Linked DNA regions of Mus musculus: regions 1 and 2 are each linked to region 3. Evidence: chromatin contacts called from ENCODE Hi-C or POLR2A ChIA-PET data. All regions are on one chromosome and are shown on one strand. The core of a region is the stretch at or near the end of the contact, and the rest is flanking DNA. Distances in the headings are between cores, read along the strand shown.

The links. A loop is a pair of places that touch in the nucleus more often than their neighbours do. ChIA-PET counts read pairs that join two places held with the same protein, here RNA polymerase II (POLR2A).
Region 1: a map of heart shows a loop between it and region 3 (2.1-fold over the local background). The contact joins the promoter of Kctd10 here to the promoter of Alkbh2 in region 3. A Hi-C loop is called at or near these places in 1 of 37 maps with a recorded cell type or tissue (heart). POLR2A ChIA-PET finds 5 or more read pairs at or near these places in 1 of 5 experiments (Patski).
Region 2: POLR2A ChIA-PET joins it to region 3 with 12 read pairs in Patski. The contact joins the promoter of Ssh1 here to the promoter of Alkbh2 in region 3. POLR2A ChIA-PET finds 5 or more read pairs at or near these places in 2 of 5 experiments (Patski and embryonic stem cell).

The regions. Positions count from the first base shown.
Region 1 is chr5:114,379,065-114,382,135 of GRCm38, forward strand. Kctd10 (potassium channel tetramerisation domain containing 10) reads right to left here and starts at 1,441. Exons shown (of 7, transcript NM_026145.4): 1 at 1,362-1,441. The coding sequence starts at 1,364. It overlaps Ube3b (ubiquitin protein ligase E3B), which reads left to right and starts at 1,556. Exons shown (of 28, transcript NM_054093.3): 1 at 1,556-1,911.
Region 2 is chr5:113,992,391-113,995,310 of GRCm38, forward strand. Ssh1 (slingshot protein phosphatase 1) reads right to left here and starts at 1,400. Exons shown (of 15, transcript NM_198109.5): 1 at 1,274-1,400. The coding sequence starts at 1,342.
Region 3 is chr5:114,126,910-114,129,968 of GRCm38, forward strand. It overlaps Alkbh2 (alkB homolog 2, alpha-ketoglutarate-dependent dioxygenase), which reads right to left and starts at 1,309. Exons shown (of 4, transcript NM_001359941.1): 1 at 1,174-1,309; 2 at 617-860. The coding sequence starts at 830.

The sequences.
Region 1 (3,071 bases), core at 191-2,690, 250 kb after region 3:
CCCCAGGCCAGCAAGGAGTGCTGCTGCCTGCAATTTGGGATTAAAAGGCTCTTTCAGGTGATTCCGATACAAAGGAGGATTAGACAATCTGTTTATCTAGTAGCCTTGGAGATCTGAAGGGAGCTCTTCCGGGCGGGTTGCTTAAGGGGTATTATGCAAGGAGGCTAAACTAACCTGAGGTCTCTGCTACAGGGCTACTGCGTGAAGCAAACGAAGTTAAAGGAGGCCAAAAACTAAAGCCCCACACTTTTTTCTAGGATAGTCACCCCCCCCCCCCCAGTTCTCCTGCTTTTGAGAACTTCTCCAAACAGTCTCAATGAGGATGTTGTCAATCCTGCTTACTAGGGAAGCTAGGTATTAGAATCTGGTTTCAAACGCCCTCCATTTCACAGCCCAAATCCTTAGTGACACACAGAGACTGTAAAAATACATCGGTGAGCCCAGACTATCCTGTTGTTAACTAGTTCCCAGGTTAGCCCCAGGGGACCAGTTGGTGGTCTACCGGTGCTGCTGGCCGCCTTCTACCAATGTGTGTGTCTCTTGTTTTATACCAAATAGAGCTTGACCAAAGCCAGACACAGGCCGAGTCATCTGTCTTCAGTTTGGGACTGATCTTGTGAGTGAGTGGCAGACAAAGAAGACCTGGGTTAATAGTCCACCCGCCCCCCATCCCCACCCAAGGACAAAGAACCATTCAAGGGACAGACCCTAGAGAATCTCAAGTAAACCGAAACCATCCCATAACGCAGACAGCAACAGCTGACATCCTGGGACTCCCGAGGTGTGGTCACCTAGGGCCTCAAGGGAAGTGATTAGGTAGGTATCCAGGTGCCACTTGAGGCCAGACTCTGTGGTCAGGGTACCCCGACCTCAGACATGTCTCCTTAGAATTACTGTTACCAGTCATCTCGCTCCAGACTTGTGGGTTCAGAGACGCCCCCTCCCTCTCTTGCCTGGAACCCCACCTTACTCAAGGCACAGCCTCCCAGAGGCCAGACTTTGCTCGATTCCAAGGGTACACGCTCGCCCCTCTCCACACGCCCTCGAACCCTCGTTCGTTCCCCACCCCGAGCGTCGGTCTCGATGCCTCCGCCGCCGTCTCTTTGTCCCGACGATCTCCCACGTCCCATCGCCCATCAGCACTCCAGGCTCGCCGCCCAGCGCCACCACCGCCCGCAGGACCAGCCGCCCCTTCGCAGATCCCCACCACCACCACCCCGACCACGGCTCCTTTCATTTGAAGCCCTTCCCCCGCTCCGGACCTCGCCCGCACGCGCTACTCAGCGCCCCACCGCTCCCGCTCAGCCTCGTCGCCACCCTCGCCCGCCCCGAAGCTCCCCGACGGCGGCCACCGCCCTCACCATGAAAAGTCGGAGGACGCCGGAGTCTCCAAATCCGGACTGAGAGGCAGGAAACACCCAGCTCGCTCAATGCAGGGGGCGGAGGCGGGGCCGGGGCGGGCACTTCCGGCGTCCGTCCACACCCCACTTCCGCCCCGCAGAGGGACTCTTCTTAAAGCGTTCCCCCCCACCCCCCACCCCCGTAAGCCCTAGATGGGGGGAACTCTTTTTATCAACCGTTCCCGCCTCCCCTTGGCCGAGTCAGGCGTTTAGTCCCACTTCTGGATGTTTGTTTCTCCTTTCCGTCTGCTAAAGAAGATGACAAGAGGAAAGGAGTCCTCACCTCCTCCATGGGCAAAGAAGCAGTGCGGAACTGTTGTTTCCCGGAACTGAATAATTGCTTGCTTCCCAAGAGGTGTTCGGAGCACAACACCCGGGGCAAGATGGCGGCCGGGCTTCGGCCGCTGCCCCGGGGCTGGCGGACCTCGGGGGGATCGGGCTAAGGCGGCGGTCGCTGCGGCCCGGACCCCGAGTGCGGGGCCTCGAACGGATAAAGATCTCCGGACTGCGGGTAGCGAGTGGGGACAGGATGGGCGCTTCTCTGGGCGGCGGGGCCAGGGACGGAGGGAGGCTATCTGGGGGGCCGAGTCTTGGTTTGAGTGAAGTCGGAGGAGGGACTGGCTTGCGGGCTTCGGGGATCTCCTTGTCCCCCTTCCATTGATTTCCGTGCCGAGGCGACTGGCCTTGCCAGCCAACTGATTGTGGGCGAGACGGACTTGTTCTTGTGGTTGTTGATGTCGGTGCCTGTGAGAGGCGTCGGGCCTCCGGATCACCCCAAGTGGAATTCGAGCCCAGTGCTGTCGCTCGCTGTGTGACCTTGGGTGAATCTAGTCCCATCTCTGACCCTCAGTTTCCTCCTCTGTAAATAGAGTAATTAGATTGTTTTACGGAGATTATTTTAGAATACGTTTTAGTGTGGTTCCTGACGGCTCTTGATCAAAAGCTGGAAAAACTGGATCGTATTTTGACTTAAGCCTAGCTAGCCTCACAGGGTGCCTGGCATTCTCAACTTCTCTTTGTGGTGCCTTTCTGTGTGTGTGATTCCTGAACCTTGCCTTTTTGACTTGCCGATAAGTAATTCCTTTGGGAATTCAAAGTCAGGGACGGTGGGTGAGGACACTGGCGAGTTATGTGCCCTCTGCATTTCGTTTCCCCATCTGGATAGGCTGTAGCTGTCTAAGAGCAATAGTTTGGCTTATTAATGGTTTCTTTAAGAGCTGTTGTCTTATCTTAGGCTTTTAAAATTGGGGTGTTGTAGCCTCACAGGATAGGCTTCCAAAGGGAGGCCTAGTTAAATAGATCTACAATGTCTGTTACATGGTCTACACTTAGATGGTGGCCCTTAGGCCTGGGAAACTAGCGACTTCTACCATAAAAGAAAGTCGCTCAGCAACTTGTGTTTATTTTTACTTCACAGTCTGGACTCCTGTGCGACATGTTGTGCTTCTTGAAGTTAGTCTCAACCAAATAGGTTGGTTGTAAGCAAGTTGCCTGGGGACGTAGAAGTAATGCAGAGTCTTGTCTGTTAGCGTTGAAAGCTTGGCTCTGCGGCTTACTAAATGTATAACCCAGACCAAGGGAGGCGAGATTTGATTGTCTCATCATGTTGCTGCTCTTATTGGATGAGACACTTAGGCGAACTGCGTCCCTCCTTACCGACTGATTGCTTTC
Region 2 (2,920 bases), core at 150-2,649, 130 kb before region 3:
TAGAGGGAGAAGCCAGACAGAGGCAACACTGCATATTTCCTGTTATATGAACTACAGCGTAGGCAAATGTAGAGAAGTAGGGGACGCCCCGGGGTGGGGGTGAAGCAAAGACAAGCGGTAACTGAGAAGGGCGGGGCGCTGAAGCTTCGGGACTGAGTGGCTGAGCGGGTGTGTCTACTAACGCTGACTTACATACTTCCAAAAGGTAAAGCCACAGGCTGTGAGTTACATCTCAACTAAAAAAAAAAAGATTAAAAGCCTAAAAATGTGTCTAATACAGGAACTGGAAGCGACCAAGTGTTAAATTCCCATAACATTATGGAAGTTGGCTAGAAATCCAGGCTGAGAGCCAGGTGTGGAAAGCTCTTCTGAACTGACAACATCTGAGACGCAGAGGCAGGGGGCCAGCCACAACTACATGATGAAGGAAGGAAGGAAGGAAGGAAGGAAGGAAGGAAGGAAGAGAATTTCGGCTGCAAAGGCCTGTACTGCCCCTCCCTGCTTCCCTATGCTCCTGTAGTTTCCTAGGAAGAACACAAGATAAAAGGCACTTTGTAAACTGTTGTAGGGGAACCGAGCTGTGTGGGAAGAGAGGCCTTACTACAATCTAACTTCTCAGTTGCCCTGCCTAATTGTGTGCAAAGAGGAGGCAACCAGAACCTTCTGCCTGCAGATAAAACTCATGAAAGAGTCTCAGACAGAAAGGGCCCTGGAGGCTTAACCTCACAGCCATTCTGCAAAGATGCCTGCCAGTCCCCGCAAGACGAGCCCAAAACGCACCAACACGGGCACGCAGGGGTGCTGAGCCAAGTCTCACGCAGACACACAACCCCGGGAGAGGGCCCAGATTCCAGCTGGCAACTTCCTGGGCCTGCGGGGCTAGCCCAGCACAGCGGGGCGTCCCCTGCAGCCGGCTGGGTCATCCGGGGTTTACTCCGAGGCCTTAAGCTCATCAGGGGAAGGGGGTGGGATGAGCCCGGCTGGGGTAGCACAGCCTGGGGCAGGCCGTCCTGAGGACCCGGACGCTCCGGTCCCCATCTACCCCGATTAAGCAGCATGAGCTCAGGCCCCGAGCGGAACCCGAGACCCTGCAGCCCAGAGCCGACCAGAGCCTTTCCTGGTGCCCTGCGATCTGGAAGCATCCCCCCCCGCCCCCCCACCTCCGCGACCCCAGCCCGGCGCATGCTCAGTCACCGGGACGCGGGGACGCCCGCACCCCAAGGGCGGACGCACCTCCGCCTCACACCTTGTGGGAGGGTGCGGCCGGGCTCACCTCGCTGTTGCTTGCGGAGGAAGACGCGGCGCTGGGCGTGGGAGAGCGCTGAAGGGTCACCAAGGCCATCGCGGCGCGGGCCCGGCCCGGGGCCTCCAGCAGCCGGCCGGGCAGCCGCGCCGGGCCCGCCCCTCGCTCCCTCCCTCTTCCCTCCTCCCTCCCGCAAACTCCCCACCCCCCACCCCCTTCCCCGGCTCCGGAGTCCGCCGGGCCCGCAGCGCTCGGGCAGTGATGCGCATGCGCCAGTGACCGGCCTGGGGCGGGCCCCGCCGCGCGGTCACGTCCACTCGCGCGCGCCCCCGCGCTGGCTGCAGCCGCCCGGCCTGGGCCCCTCCTCCGCCGCTAGACTCGCGGGCAGCGTAGGGAAACTGAGGCCTCCGAAGGCAAGGCCAGCAGAGCAAAGCTGCCCAGAGTTTGTAAAAGACTCACTCGTTTATTCTTTCAAGGAAAGTTACTCTGCTCATACAAAGTGCGGGGCCTCCCCCCACCCCACCCCACCCCCGGGACTGTGAAATCCGCTTGCAGAGTTGCTTTGCATAGGATTGGGGTGTAGCCCAGTAGCAGGGTGTCCCGCCGGCCTACTCAAGGTCCTGGATTCCAACGCCTGCACCACCAAGGGCTGATCTAATCTTCGAATTCCTTCTGGTGTCTAGAAACGCAGACTAGTGGGTGGCGAGAGGAAAGGCTTCTCGAAGGAGTAGTACTTGCTAGGAGGCAGGATTTCCGTGAGCTGGACTAACCCACGGAGGGAGAGAGAACTGTGGGCCGGCCAGAAGCTTGCCCGGGGACAGCAGTGGGGATAAGCGGGCGCGTTGCATTGGCTTTGGAAAGGTTGCCAGTGGGCCAGGGTGAGGGACCCCAGCAAGGCGGTACTGGGCAACTTGATAGAAACTTCTCTTTCACAGAGCCCCGACCCCTACTCTGGACCTCTTGTGGTACCCAAGCCTTGCTAATCACAAGTCTCCAGTCCCACTCCATCATCCTCAAAGCCCGAGAGGAAACCTGGCTCCTCCCTGCCTCTTCCACCGTCTTGAGGGTATCAACAGTCTCCATCCTCAAATAAGGATTGTCTTTCTTTTTAAATTTTTATTTATTATTATCTGTGTGTGTGTGTGATATGCGTATGAATACATGCATGAATCAAATTCAGGTCACTAGCCTTAGTGGCAAGGCTCCTTTATGTACCATGTAACCAACCCTTAAAGGGGATTTTCAGTGGGGTTACCCCGCAATGTAAGGAAGTTTCCAGTTGCTCGTATTTAACAGACGCTCCTGCTAAGTGCAAAGAGTCTCGGTTTTTAAAGATCTGAGAATGGCGCCATTAACTGCCCCCTATGTCGACACAAAGCATCCTCTGCATTTTCAGAAGGCAACTATGTCAAAACAGGACTGAGTATACTTTTTGTCTGTGAATTTGGTCCACAGTTTTTCAGCACTAAGTAAGACAGGTTTTGAATGGCAATACCCAGCAGGGCTCCCCTCTGTTTGGAGCTATTCTTTGGCTGATAGATGATCACGAGTGTTCCAGAATGCCAGCTTTGTGTGTGTGTGTGTGTATATCTGTGTATGTGTGTGGGTGTGCATGTGTGTATGAGTGTGTGTATATGTATGTGTATACATATATGTGTGAGTATGTGTGCATATGAG
Region 3 (3,059 bases), core at 59-2,558:
CACCACAGTAGCTGGAACTGGAGTTACAGAGGATTGTGGGCTGCCATGTGGGTGCTCAGACCCAAACTTGGGTCCTCTGGGACAGCAACTAGTCTTAACTGCTGACTCATCTCATACATTTATTTAATTATGGTCTTTAACAAAACAAAACAGGGTGTCGACAGGCAGTGGTGGCGCACGCCTTTAATCCCAGCACTTGGGAGGCAGAGGCAGGAGGATTTCTGAATTTGAGGTCAGCCTGGTCTACAGAGTGAGTTTCAAGGCAGCCAGGGCAACACAGAGAAACCCTGTCTCGAAAAAACAAAAACCACTGAGGCCTAACCTTCGCCTCCAGCTATTTTGAATCAGTATCACGAAGATCCCAGAATGGTTCGGTTTGGGGGTTTGTTTTGCTTTTTTTGTTATTTAGTTTTTTAACTTCCCAGGTAATTCCAATCAGTTGCCAAATAATTTCGTTCTAGACCTCGTGGACAGTTCGTATGCCAAACCATAACCTAACCTAACCAGAGCTGCCCAGACCGTGACCTAATCCGTCACAGCCGGAAGTTCACGCTTCTCCCAGGGAAGGCGCATCCTGTCCTCGCACAAGCCTAACGCACGTAAGACCTCCGCCTACCAGTAAAATACTCCACTTCTTGCTCCAACTCTCGGAAAATCTTGTCTGCCTCGGCTTTGCCGAATAGGACGGTGTAATCACAGCTCAGACCTTCCGCGCGAAGGTGTCGCCAGTCCGGGCTCTTCAGGTCGCCCGAGGCTCCTCCCGTCGGGGCGGGCTCCTCCCCTCCCCCTTGGAGGTCGCGGAGGTCTGGCCTCACCAGGAACTTGTCCATCCCGCCGCCCACTCACAGCTCAGACGCGTCCTACAAAGGAAACAAGAGCGCATTAAACCTCCTAGGAGGTGCCTGGCGGGCATCATCCAGGCGGGGAGCCTGCCCTGTAGCTTAAGTCTTCCTAGCACAAGCTGACCCGAACCACGCTGTCCTCACGCCCCAGGCGCCCATCGGTAGGAATCCCGGGCACGCATCCCCAGGCCCGCCCTGGAATGGAGTACTTTTAAAGACCCGTCCGTCCTCTTCGGAATTCGAGAGCTTTGGCTGCAAACGGCTGCCCAAACCCAAAAGGCTACACATGGGAAGACGCAAGCGCAGAGAGGCATGAGGCTCGCCCAGTTACCCAGAAAAGCAGGGTTGCCTCTGCCCTGCGGCCCCGCGGGGTAGGGGCTGGCACGGGCGAGCAACCGGGCTCCACCGGAGAGCCCGGAGCGGTGGGTCAGGTCTCTGCACAGACACACGCAGCCCCAGGAACCCTCACCCCGCCCCTCCCGCCTACGCGGGACTTCCGGGCACAGCGCCCCCTGCCGGTCTCCCTGCGCACCGCAGGATGCTGCCTTCACCTGATGGCTCAGCAAGGTTAGGCCTGTGGACCAGTTCTGGGGTCTACGAGCCTAGTGTGCTACAGCATACTGTCTGGGGGGCTTGAGGGCAGTGTATGAATCTGCACTCCTGACAAAGACACAGCATTGTCTGACCACTACAGTCGACATGGAGAACAGTTATACCATCCCATAGAATCCTTCCTCCCTTAGGTTCCGACATAATTTGTCAGCTATTCCTTGCTTGCTCTTCTTCACGATTCCACATAAATGTGATGGATTAGAGGCTGTATAGCCTTTTGCGTTTGACTTATTTCTGTAAGCACACTGCTTTTAGATATAACCGTGTTTTAAAATCTTTATTTTATTTTATTTATATGAGTACACTATTGCTCTCTTCAGACACACCAGAAGAGAGCATAAGATTCCATTACAGATGGTTGTGAGCCACCACGTGGTTGCTGAGAATTGAACTCAGGGCCTCTGGAAGAGCAGTCAGTGCTCTTAACCGCTGAGCCATCTCTCCTGCCCCTGCCCCCGTGTTTTTTAATCTTTTGGGGGGGTTGTTTTTGTTTGTTTTTCTTTTCTTTGTATGTGTGTGTGTGTGTGGTTTGTTTCGAGACAGGGTTTCTCTGTGTAGTCCCAGCTGTCCTGGAACTCACTTTGTAGACCAGGCTGGCCTCAGACTCAGGAATCCATCTGCCTCTGTCTCCCAAGTGCTGGGATTAAAGGCGTGCGCCACCACTGCCCAGCTGTGTTTTTTAATCTTTAGCTTCAAGTACAGCCATTTTATTTATATACTATGTATAAACATAGAGGACATTTGTACCGTTTTTCTCCTTCCATTGCTGGTATGGAAAGACCTGTGACAGTCATTTCTTGCTCCTGGTGGCACAGAAGAAAAAAAAATCACCATAAATATTCAAGCTCAAACTTTTCTGTGAATGCTGAGTTTACTTCATTGAGAAAACGCCCTGGTCCTCGACCAGAGGGAACGTGTTATATCTCTCTAAAGTGCTGCCTATGGGAGCACACGGTGCTCTCTGCTGTCACACACCAGCAGGGCACAGCAGGTCCTGTCTTATCCACGTTGTATTTTGGAGATGAAAACAAAAAAGGGGCAATGTGATAAACAAGATTTCTTTGTACAATATGGAAGTTGTGAGCAGGGTGACAGGCTAGGGAGTAGGGGGGGATGGGGAAGAGGATCTTACAGGGAAGAATCCTAAGCCAGCATTGAAGCTTTCCAGGTAAGGGACAAAATAACATAGCATGCGAAGATTTTAGCGGGACGCTGCGGAAAGGCAAACCGCCTGGAGAACTGCTAAATTGGGAGTCTAGTCAGTTCAGATTGGGAGGCTGTAGCCCAGACTAGCCCCTAACAGCTTGTGTAGCCAAGCCTTGTGCTCCTGATCCTCTTGCCTCCACCTCCCAGATGCTGGGCTCACAGGGTGTGTCACCACTCTGTGACACACGGCGGCATAGGAGGGTTTTTCCAGGGCAGCGGTCGGTCGAGGTTTAAATTACACTTGCAGTGGCACACGCCTTTAATCCCAGCACTTGGGAGGCAGAGGCAGGCGGATTTCTGAATCCAAGGCCAGCCGGGTCTACAGAGAGTTCCAGGACAGCCAGGGCTATACAGAGAAACTCTGTCTTGAAAAACCAAAAAAAAAAAAAAAATAAAAAA